Linked DNA regions of Homo sapiens: region 2 is linked to region 1. Evidence: read pairs that join two places in POLR2A ChIA-PET (ENCODE). Cell type or tissue: A673. All regions are shown on one strand. Each heading gives the region's core, and the rest is flanking DNA. Links, peaks and the distances in the headings are about the cores only.

Evidence for each region. Peaks named below come from ENCODE experiments on the same cell type or tissue, not always from the same donor. Only the 100,000 strongest peaks of a DNase experiment are listed, where the experiment ranks them.
Region 2: POLR2A ChIA-PET joins it to region 1 with 6 read pairs; 1 of 35 experiments calls an interaction of 5 or more read pairs at or near these places.

Annotation. Positions count from the first base shown.
Region 1 is chr1:58,150,804-58,159,173 of GRCh38, reverse strand. It overlaps a transcript of DAB1 not described here. Among named protein-coding and RNA genes, the nearest start is that of DAB1-AS1, 290 kb to the right of the region's middle. In A673, for the core only: CTCF peaks have their summits at 3,432 and 3,632 (motif pointing right); DNase peaks (open chromatin) are centred at 1,723 and 3,663; H3K27ac peaks cover 264 bases.
Region 2 is chr1:59,690,460-59,694,459 of GRCh38, reverse strand. All of the region lies in intron 14 of FGGY (FGGY carbohydrate kinase domain containing), which reads right to left. Among named protein-coding and RNA genes, the nearest start is that of MIR4711, 41 kb to the left of the region's middle. In A673, for the core only: no CTCF peak of the experiment used is centred there; a DNase peak (open chromatin) is centred at 1,689.

The DNA of each region.
Region 1 (8,370 bases), core at 1,723-5,722:
CTCAGAGAAGTTAAGTAATTTGCCTCAAGTCACAGAGCTATTAAATGTTGAAGACAGAATTCTTGTTCAGTTTGGGTTCCAGAGCTTGAGCTCACTAGCAAGGGCAAGAGCTTGACATGCTTTCAGAATTAGACGAAATCAGATTTGTCTCCAGTTCTATTTTGAAGGTCATGTGATTATTGTGTGGTTATTCACAAAGGGGTCTCTATGGGAACTCGCCTTTCATTTGAATATTCTATCAGAATATTTCCTCTCCCCTGCTTAATCATTAGGGTTTCTCACCCGTGCGTGCTTGTGTGCATGTGTATGTGTGTAGATTCGACTCTCCTTGCCTTGCCTGTGCCTGCATTTGCTTTGGGATCCAGACCTGCATCTTTCTGGCTCTGCAGGAGGCTGCTTTCTCCAGGCCTTGCCTGAAAGATTAAGCTGCTTAACGATGTCTTCCTCCTCCTTCCGGGGTATGATCTTTGATGAAGGAATCAGACAGACCTCTGTCTGACTGTGTGGCTACTTTCCCATTCTCAGCTTGTGGGGGTTTCTAAGGAAACGCGAGCTGCAGTAGATTTTTCTCTCCAGTGTGTGTAGTCTGACTTGCTGTACTCCCACCTTCGAGTCTCACCTTCTTCCCCTGGTGATGGATGACCCCTTGTCTGGGGTGTGAGATTGGAGATAGAGCAGCCTTTGGTAGAGGGTGGGGGACCATCCTGGATGTGGACCGAGAGTTTTAGCTTTGAACAAGCCAGGACTGATACCTAGGCTCACAGGGGTTTTCCCAAAAACTCACCCCAACTTTTCTCTTTTGTAAAATCATCCTTTGAATTTATCTCTGCTCTGTATAGCTTTCCTTCTAAACACAGTATTCATGCCTTTCCCCCCTGGGCTCTGAACTAATCCATTACATTTGGATAAGACATAGACAATGGGTAAATGCCCCCTTGCAGGCTGGAGAATTAAATAGATAATCTGAGCTCTGTTTGGGTCTGTGGCTCAGTGCATAAGGTAATTTGTAAGAGGCTTTGGTCTTCCTTTCTCCATGCAAATGAAGAGAATAAGTAAAGGAAAAAAGGGAAGGTGGGTGAACCTTTTTGAATACTGGCATTAGAGTCACTAGGACAGGCAGAATATAGCTTTTCATTTAACCCCTTGTGGGCTGTTTTCCCTAAGTAACTTTCCTTAATCAGGAAAGATCAGCATTTGCAGTAATTGTGCAATTGATTCCTACCCAGTGCATTAAGTCCCATGTACTATAAATTTGTTCCTTGTTCATCACTGTGTTCCCAGTGCCCATAAGTGTTAGCTCATAATAGGCATTTAATAAATATTCTCAAATGTTTGTAGAGTTGTTCATTAGCAGTATAAAAATTATTTGGGTAGAGAATAGTTGCAATGAAGTAGAAGGATCATGGACTAAAAAGATGATACAGATCATCTCCCCTGGTGATTTCTAAGGCCCTGTCAGATTTGGTTCTGGATTCCAGCAACTCAGTGTTTACCTGGTCCAGATAATTAAGCTCTGAATCGATCACTGCCCTCCACCACAAGTCATTCTCTATGCCTAGAACACCCTCATTTTCAAGCTGTCTCCTTTTCTACAAAGCACTTAAACAAGGCATCGTGGTGCCTGTTCCCATGCCTCTTGGGACCAGCCACCCAAATCCAGTGACTGGAACTCAGTAAACTCACAGATGAGGAAGCCACAGATCTTCACAAAGAAGCCTGGGCCTGCTGTCAATTACCATTTCCTCACGCTGGCCTCAGCATGGCCTCTGAGAGCACAATGTACACAAAATTATAATGTTATCACACAGGCTGGTGCCCACAATGAGGGCAGCCGCTTAGGAAGGCACACACCAGGGGCAGGAAGGCACAAAGGCCATTCTGAGGCTACAGTCACATGTATTCATATTTTCAGCAGAGGGGGGCTGAAATACAATTTCAATGAAGATTGCATTATGGATTATTGCTTGAAAAAGCTTTGGCAAAGGACTAAGGAGAGTCTTTCTTTTCCAGAGGGGGCTTTTTCCTTCACAGGGGTTGAGGGAAATGGGAGGAAAGGGAAGGCTTTTGCTTCTATTTTCTGCAGGTGACGTGGGATGCTTTAGTGATAATGTGTGACAGCTTCCTAAGCAAATCACCATGTGACTCTGTGTATGTGTGTTTTATTTGAATAACTCAGATCCCGTTCGGTAGGCAGACCAGATGCTGTTACTACCATTTTACACATGTGGAGACTGAAACTCAAAGAAGATAAATGGCTGTGCTCTTGTAATTAGCTAGTACCATTATAAAGTTGAAATTCCTTCTCTTAGCTTGCAACCCCTTGTTGTTCTGATTCCTACTTATCACTTCAGTCTCCTTGTGCAGCATGATTTTCCTCTCAGTCTAAACTCCTTCCACAATCAACCTGTGGACCTTTGATACATTGTGTTCTTCCTTTCCTCCGCACTTTGCACATGTTGTTCCCTTCTGTGCAGCCTGCCTTCTCCTTCACCTACTTCTTCCCTGTCTTTCAGATCTTGCCTTACACAAAAAAGCTTCCTTGACCTCTCAGGACTAGGTACCCTGCCCTGTCTGTATGATACCATGCACCCAGAGTCCACTCTGTTCTTAGCACTTTGTACTGAAATTGTGCATTAACTCTTCTGTCTTTCTCACTGGACTGTGGTTCCTTGTGGAACAAAAAACACCCTGAATTGCTCCATTGAGTCTACAAGTGAGTGGAAATAGAGGGTGTAGGAGGAAAAAGTTAAGGGCTTAGCATGCCATAAGAAACTAGCTACACTTGAAACATGCCCAGGTTGGGAAGCGCTAAGATACACAGCAATGTCAGCCACCTCAAGGCAACTGAGAAGCTACTTTTTTTGCTACCTCTGAGGCATCTGGTTTCACTTCTCCACTTAAGGCACTGCTTAGGACCCAATCACTTCATCTCATTTGAGCCTCAATTTTCTCATTCAAAAATGGAGAAGCAAGTGCTAGATAAAGTGAGATAAGAGTGGGAAAGTATATTGTAAGGCATAAATAGCACTAAATAAATCTTTGTTAGTATTATGCAAAAATCTCCAAAACACTGTTGATGAGTGAAATAGTGTTGTGATCTCATTTGTGTAAAAAATAATTATGAAACAAAAAGACTTGCACTTTTAACAAAGTCAGAAAACCAGACTTCAGAAAGTACTCTCTTCCTCATAAGACAACAGACAGGCAGAAAGCAAAATGCCACATTCATGAACAGAAGAGATTTCACTATTGGGAGGCATTGTATTCATTCTCAAATTGAAGAATTTTAAATACCACCAGGAGTGTTAGTTTGGAAGCAGTATTGCTTGGAAATCTTTCATCATGAAGTCATTTATTGAATACGTGCCTGCTAAATTTCACTCTCTGCTCATCACCTGCAACGTGCCAGGCATTGCTTCACGCACTCCTGGCTACTGAGTCTTTCTCTCAAATGCCATTCCTGTATCTACGGTCATGTCATTGCTTGCTCTGATAGCCGGACCTGCAATGTTTGTGCCGGTTACTAAGTTATTGGCACTTAGCTACAACCCTATCCTTTTGTTCTTAACTTTGTGATGAAATTTTTATTTCTGTTTTGTCCACTGGCTCCCTCTTAGGCTCTGCCAATAGGGGGTGCTAGAGGGAGACTCCAAGGCTGGATGGGGCCAGGCAGGACTTGCTCCTGGTTTGCTTCCCGTTTTTCACAGTGTTAACTTAGAATAGGTTTCTCCACTTTGGCACTTTGGACTGAGTCATTCTTTGTTGGGGGATGGGGTCTCGTGTGTTATAGGATGTTCAGCAGCACCCTGTCCTAAATTGTAGTACCAATCCCCTAATTGTGACAATTAAGACTGTCTTCAGACATTGCCAGATGTTCCCTGGAGGGCAAAATCACCCCTGGTTTAGAACCACTGACCTAGAGTCTAGGTATAGACATACTTCTTCACTTTGGCAGCTGCAATTCCTTCCCTTGGCAGCAGCTGAATCCAGGCTGCATTTTTCCAACACCTGCAGACAGCTTTGTCACACCTCAGTTAGGTAACATTAGTACCAGCTGACATCCTCAGAGGTCTGGGCCGGCCCTGAGGCCCTCTTCTGAGCTGAGACACCAGCCCTTGGCTGAGTAGTGCCCTTTTTTGGAGATCTGATTTTAACACCACCACCTGCCAATGGGTTTTCTCCTCTAAGTCTCTAGGTTTCTTCCCTTGTCCTTTCCTTATAGGGGTAGTAGCTGCTTCTTGCAATTGCTACTTTCATGATGCCTTAGAATTCCTTTTAATCTCTCAGTTACTTAGCTAATAATTTTATACCTTAACACTTTTGTCCATTGAAATCTCTATTCCAAAGTAACTGGGATATTTTCTCTGGCATCTGACTGATACAGTGTTCTTTTTCCCCACCAACGCTTTCCTTCTCTCTCCTCTCCTTCCATTCCCTTTTCTTCTTCTCTACCTGGCAAACTCCTACTCTCTTTCAGAGCTCTGACAATTACTCCCCTTTTCTGGAGCATTCTGGACTCTACTAGGCAGAGCCAGTCACCCTCCTTTAGTCTCCTGGTACTTGGTACAGGTGCTTCTTACCTGTGGCAGAGCCCTGTATATATATATCTCTGTTTTTCCTGCCAGGTTGTAAAGTCTTGAGAGCAGAAACCACACCACATTCCTTTCTGTATTCCTAGCACATTGCTAATGAATGAATGAATGAATGAATGAATGAATGAAGAACTGCATGACACAGGACTCCTGTCTGTTTCAAGCCTGGTGATCTGGTGGTGCATTTTTCTGCTCCTCACATTCTGCCTAGATTGTAGTCTCAGTGAGGGTCGGGATGGACTCTACTGTACTCCCTTCAGTGGCTGACCCAACACCATGACAGCCATTGTGTTGGGTTTTTCTAACGAGTCTTTTTTGCTCAATAGATATTAAGCTCCTCCAGATAGGGGTTTTTGGGTACAAAGGAGTTTCTTACTGAATATGTGTTGAATGACTTGCTGAAGGTAACCAAAGGAGGTTTCAAAGGAAAGCCCTTGAAGGATAGGGAGCGTTTTTTAAAATGAAGGCTTCATCCTTGGTGATGGATCAGGGATAACATGAGGAAACACAAATAAGTTGTTTAGGGAATCGCTGACTATTTGAGTCTGGTAGAAGGCAGGGCACATAGGAAATTTGAAAGATGAGGCTGCCAAGGTAGATAGGATATAGATTTTGGACACCCTGAAGAAGAAGGATAAACACAAGGTACAGTAGTTTTGGGGGGAGTCCTGGTGTAAGAGAGTGTTATTACCAGGCTTCACTTCTTGGGATAGGCCCTCAGCACACTAGATGAGAAACTGGGTGGAGGCCATTCAGGAGAAGCTGTGTGCTGTCAAACATGACAGGACGGGTTAACACAGAGAACAAGGCTCCCACAGTCCTGGCAACTCTATTCTGTAAGAAGCAGATTCTTTTTGTGGAGGAAGATGAATACTCCATCCTATAGACAATGGAGACCAAAAGGAGGTGAGAAAAGGAAAGAATAGAAATGTAACAATCACCCCACATTACAGCTCTAGGTTGAATGGTTCAGCTTCAGCTTTTTTTGGTCTAATTATCACAGAGTTTTTCACATTTTGATGTATTTCATAAGATATGAAAGACAATAATAAAACAGTGTCTATATTAGCTTTCAAGCAGACTTGTGTGGCAGGGCCAACAGCAGTTTGTAGAATTCAGCTGGGATCTATTTCAGGAGGGAGTAAGAATCCATTATAATTCTTAAAAGAAAGAAAACAACAGCAGCCTGGGTATGACCTGCTCATCATGATCTGTGCAATGTGGATAATGATATCAGCTTTCCTTTGTGTTCCAGGGCTTTTTGGAAAATCAAATAAGATGAAAGATGTGGAAGTACTTTGTAAATCAGTAAGTGCCTATAAAATCCATCCAGTCATTCAGCAAACACGCTAAAGTTGTCCTGTATGACAGAAATATTATCAGGCACTCGGGGGTAAAGGCATGAATGAGACATGGTCTCTGTCTTTCGAATCTCTAGATGGACAGGTAGGGTTTGACAAAGATACTTGCCATGCCATAAAAGAAGTTTCACACATTTTATAAGAAATTGTCACTAATATTGCACTTAGTAAGATGAGCTTGGTTGCTAGTGGCTGCCAATTTTTTTGTTTTCTTTCTAGAAGAGTACTCAGAAGCAATGTCATGTGGTCCAGATTTGGAGCTTTGAAGACAAAGGATAAAGTTTCAAGTTCATTCTCTGTCATTTAATAACTGTGTGATTTGGACCGGCCACTTGTTTCGTCACCTGTACATAACTCTTTCTATCTAACTCAGAAGGTTACTGAGATAACTATATTGGCTAATAGATGTTGAAGTGCTTTTAAAACTGGAACTTACTACTCGTATGTTGTGAATGATTGGTTGAGAATAATAGAAAAAACTGGTAATATTTTCTTTCATGGTCATTGCTGTGAATGGCTCTTTAATTAAGGATAAGAAAACTGGCACTAAATGTGTAGTAAGGAAATAGTATATGTCTGATGTTGCAATAGGGATTAGCATGATAGAGCTCGTGTAATCCTAATGATAACCTTGTGTGACAGGCATCATTCTCCCCATTTTGCAGAGAAGACTGAGAGGCAGAGATTTGCATGCATGTTCCTAAGGTGCACAGGTAGTACTTTGAAGGGTGAGGAGCTGCCCAGGAGGAAGGCTTGTGCCTGATGTGCCAATGGGCAATGTCATTCTTCAAACTTCCCTTTACCCCTTCCTTTACTGCTTCCGATGGCTTTGTTTTGGGATACAGATTCACTGTGGCATTTCTCTTTACCTTCTCTCTGATAAGGCAGTGGTAGAGTGGAGTAGGGATCTTATTAGGCAAATACTTGCCCAAGAATCAGCCCTTCATATACATGGACAAGCATCCAGGGATAATGAAATTCCAGCTTGTAGAATGGGGGGTATAGTATGTCCCTGTGTGAGCTTATGAGAATTTCCCTTTCCGTGTGTATCCTCTTCAGGACATCACTGAGTAACATGGAAGTGAGTCGAAAAAATACTAATTTTACCATATATTTGCCTGATGTATCTGATCTTCTTTCGCCACCCCACCTCAAGACCCTTTAATATTTTTACTCATTTTCACCCTGGAATCAACCTTGTTCCTGATTTCTGTGCTTTTTCGTATCTTGTTCTCTCTGCCTGGGATATTCTTCTGTTACTTAAATCTCTGATAAAGACCTACTTGTTCTTCAGAACCTGGCTCAAGAAGTTCCTTCCCCACAGAGTTGGTTGTTTTCTTCTTTGCTTCAACCGTTCTTCCAATGGATAGACTTTTACCACTTATCCAGCTATATCAAAATGTGTATTTACTTGTCTTTCTTCCTTACTGGAATTAACTCTCCAGGGAAAGGGGCTGCAAATTATTTCCTTCTTTATCTTCAGTATCTAGCAGGTACATTGCACATAGTATGCATTCAGGAACCGTTTGCTGAATGAATGCACAAAAGAATGAATGAGCCTGTAAGGCAGCGTTCTGGCCAGGGTATGCAGACACAGGGCAGCCACTGTTAAGATAGCCTTCTATGCAATTTCATTTTCTTGTTTACAAATTTTCAAGATATTTGGTACTTTTTGGTTGACTTAGAGAAGAATACTTAACAAAAACTATGGTCTTATCCACTTCTCAAAAGAAGACATTTATGCAGCCAACAGACACATGAAAAAATGCTCTCATCACTGGCCATCAGAGAAATGCAAATCAAAACCACAATGAGATACCATCTCACACCAGTTAGAATGGCAATCATTAAAAAGTCAGGAAACAACAGATGCTGGAGAGGATGTGGAGAAATAGGAACACTTTTACACTGTTGGTGGGACTGTAAACTAGTTCAACCATTATGGAAGACAGTGTGGCAATTCCTCAAGGATCTAGAACTAGAAATACCATTTGACCCAGCCATCCCATTACTGGGCATATACCCAAAGGATTATAAATCATGCTGCTATAAAGACACATGCACACATATGTTTATTGCGGCACTATTCACAATACCAAAGACTTGGAACCAACCCAAATGTCCATCAATGATAGACCGGATTAAGAAAATGTGGTACATATACATCATGGAATACTATGCAGCCATAAAAAATGATGGGTTCATGTCCTTTGTAGGGACATGGATGAAGCTGGATACCACCATTCTCAGCAAACTATCGCAAGGACAAAAAACCAAATACCGCATGTTCTCACTCATAGGTGGGAATTGAACAATGAGAACTCTTGGACACAGGAAGGGGAACATCACACACCAGGGCTTGTCGTGGGGTGAGGGGACGGTGGGGGGAGGGAAAGCATTAGGAGATATACCTAATG
Region 2 (4,000 bases), core at 1-4,000, 1.5 Mb before region 1:
CTATGTAGACAATGGAAACTTTGAGAAAACTGATAAGACATGTGAACCAGTCCACGAACTGACCAAAAGTATTTTGACATTGACTATGGAGGTCCTCACTTGTATCACATGGAGCTTTCAGTATTTTATTTATTTATTTATTTATTTATTTATTTATTTATTTATTTATTTAAGACGGAGTCTTGCTTTGTCGCCCAGGCTGGAGTGCAGTGGCGTGATCTCAACTCACTGCAAGCTCCTCCTCCCGGGTTCACGCCATTCTCCTGCCTCAGCCTCCCGAGTAGCTGGGACGACAGGCGCCCGCCACTGTGCCCAGCTAATTTTTTGTATTTTTAGTAGAGATGGGATTTCACCGTGGTCTCGATCTCCTGACCTTGTAATCCGCCCTCCTCAGCCTCCCAAAGTGCTGGGATTACAGGCGTGAGCCACCGCGCCCGGCCATTTACTTTTTTTGAGACAGGGTCTCACTCTGTTGCCCAGGCTGGAGTGCAGTGGCGTAACATTGGCTCACTGCAACTTCTGCCTCCCAGGTTCAAGCAATCCTCCCACCTCAGCCTCCCGAGTAGCTGAGACTATAGGCATACACCACCACATCCAGCTAATTTTTGTATTTTTTGTAGTGACAGGTTTTCACCATGTTGCCCAGGCTGGTCTCAAACTCCTAGGCTCAAGGGATTCACTGGCCTCAGCCTCTCAAAGTGCTGGGATTACAGGTGTGAGCCACCGAGCCTGGCCAGCTTTCCCAGTTCTGTGCACGTATATGACTTCAACTGCTCTTCCTCCTCCTCTTCCTTCCTCTTCTTCTCCTTCCTCTTCTCCTTCTCCACCACCACTACCATTACCACCAGCTTTCACAGTTCTATGCACGTATATGATTTCAATTGCTCTTTCTTCCTCCTCTTCTCCTTCCTCTTCTTCTTCTCCACCACCACTACCATTACCACCATTAATATGTATGACACGCTGCCTGTGCCAGGCACTGTTCTAAATGTTCTTCCTGTATTAACTTACTTAATCATCACAACGACCTTATGAGGGAGGTGCCAGTGCCACCTCCATTTTACAGAGGAGTAACTGAAGTGTAGAGAGGTTAATTAAGCCACAGGTTTGTAACATGGGTAGAACATTTTACAGATTTACACTAAGAAATTTTACTGATAGAAAACTGAGGCTGAGCATGTAAGTGATGCGTTCAGATGAAGCAGTCTGTAAGCAGCCATATCTGTCTGATGCCAATGCAAACTCTTTCTAGCACGTCAAGCTGTCTCTTGGTGTTAATATTTTGTATTTGTGAATTACTTTATAGTTTACTAAGCACTTCCACATCTTTTATTCCATTTAAACCTTCTGACGATGCTTACACAAATATTATCTATCTTTTAGATTGTGAAATTGAATTTCAGAGAGTTCCTACTACTGGTAGTAATAATGATGATAAAATTAATGATAACTATCTTCTACTTTTGATGAACTGACTTGCTCAAGGCAACAGAGCTCAGCACGGGCAGATGTGAGGCTCAGACTCAAGTCTTCTGATGCCAAGTCCAGAGTTTCTTCCACCCTTGAAAGATGGGTCTCTCCAATATGACCATAGCATGATTAGTCTAGCCGCGGGAGAGGAGAGAGGTTTACAGCATCAGCTTGGCATTCAGTTGGCGTGGCTTTTAAAGTGGCTCAACATCTGCCATCAATTAGACTTCCTGTTGCTATGGTGATAGTTTATTATTGCTAGGCTGATAAGACGGCCCATGCAAGAAGACTATCTTCCTCTTTTTCCCTCCCACTCTACAGCAAAGTTTCTCCCCCAACTTTTTTTTTTTTTTTTGTCCTCTCATCTAACATAGTGGACCATTTGCCATATGATAATGATATAGTAGTTCCCAAATTGGGAACCCTGTTGGACTCCTGATGATAATCCTTGGAGTTAATGAGAATTTTTTTTCCCTTTTGCTTAAAACAGAGGCTTTGTCACACCAACTTTGGTTCAATTCATCTCTGACACTTATTAGCTCTCCAATCATGAACAAGTTACATAATTATCTTCCCTGGACCTTATTTTTGCATTTGGAATAAGTGATAAGAAAGCCTAACGGGCAGAGTAATTTTGAGAATTTTATATAATAAATACAAAGATGTCAGCACCAAGCTTAGAATGTAGTGGGTAAACAAGAAATGACAGTAGTTGTGATATTTAACATAATAGCAATGATTATTTACAAAGAGGTGAAATGAGACAGAGATTTAGAGTTGGAAGTCCGGGTCATTTACTTCCATTCATGTATCAACAATTCTAATTTTTCCTTCCATTGAACCTGTTCTTTTCCTTTATAGCACTTAACCCAAGATACATTTATTTGTACTTATCTTTTTAACTGTCTCTTCCAGTCAACTGCAGAGGTGATCAGTATTAGGACTATAGTTATTTTTCTTATCGTTGTACCTTGGGGGTATTTGTTGAATGAATGAACACATATTTACCAAGCAGCTACTCTATGTCAGGCTCCTTGTTAGCCATTGGAGATACAAAAATCACTTGAGCAAGATTCTTACTCTTGAGGCATTTACATAAGGGGTCTGTGAAAATGACAAAAATAAAGTAAGTGAGGCCTTCATCTTTGAATCCAAAAGGGGTTTTTTACAAATCCAATGACATAAATGGAATTAAATCTTCAGTAATCTTCTAGCACAAAGGACGGATGTGGGGGTGTATGGATATCTTAAGGCTGTAAGTACCAAGAAGAATTCAAACTGGTAGTGTTAAGTCCCCAAAGTAATCAGACTTTCCCTTTGAAACATACAGTTAAAAAAAAAAAAAAAAGAAAAGAAAAAAAAAGAACAAAAAAGAAAGAGAAGGCTTTTCTGAGGGCCAGCTCGTTGACTCCTCCCAGAACAGTCTGATCCCCTCTGCTAGTGAAGCAAGAGGTCAGATCCCCAGACGGAAAATCAATCTCCAAGAGTGGCTGGATAGAATTTCTAATTCACCAGTGCCATGACACGCAGTCTGTTTTCAGCCAAGGAGAATGAGGCCCAGAGGCTTTAGCTTCCCCAATCCACTGTACATTATCAGGCTGAGCTGACACCCCTCCGTGCCTGGAACACACAATGTTTGACAGTAACACAGACAGGCACAGTGACCCCATGGTGAGGGCCCTCCAACCTGCTTTTCTCAAGGTAGGCTAGGCTATTTTGAAGTTACTTTATTATTGAATTATTAAGTATCATTATTAAACATTATAATATTTTCAGTTATTTCCTTTGGAAAGATCTAGTCCAGTGCTTATGTTCAGCAAAGACCCTCCAAGGCTGCCAGGCAGTGGGGAAAGAGGGTGTGATGGATAAGCCAGAGACACAGTTCACCTTCTGTTTTCTGTATTGGCCTCCCAAAGGTTCCACTGCTTTACATTTTTGAAAACCAGAATCTGATTCTTTCAGTTTAAAGATGAGGAAACTGTGGCCCAAAGAGGTAGACCTCTTGTTCCAGATCATCCACTGAGTTACTAGTAACAGAACAGACTCTAATGACTGGGGAGTCAGTCTTTGAAAAATTAGAGCAAGTGAGAACCGTTAAGCAGCAGTTTACAGTCACAGCTAATGTGCACAAGTAAAGTTGTTTCTGGAGACATAGGTCAGATTTTACCTGCTAGCGACTTTAAATCTAAGTCCATCCCCAGCAGTGCCACTGCTTTAAGTGGCTGGGTTTCTGTGTAACTAGTCACAGGTGGCTGCCTTCTTAGCCAGCTTCAGGAAGATTACAAAGTCTCTGTAAAACTTCACCTCCAGTCTGGTACAGCATACATGTATCCAGCACTGACTACTGGCTAAGGATCAGTAAGACTTGGACCCTTATATGGAAGCTCACACTTGAGTGAGATCAGCAAACATGGCAACATCTAAGGGCGGTGCAAGAGATGGGCACATGGGGGTAGGGCCGTGTAGAGGTGGGCCTCACCAAGATGAGTTTCCCAAAGGAGCTTTATAGAGATGGGTTTCAGTATTTACA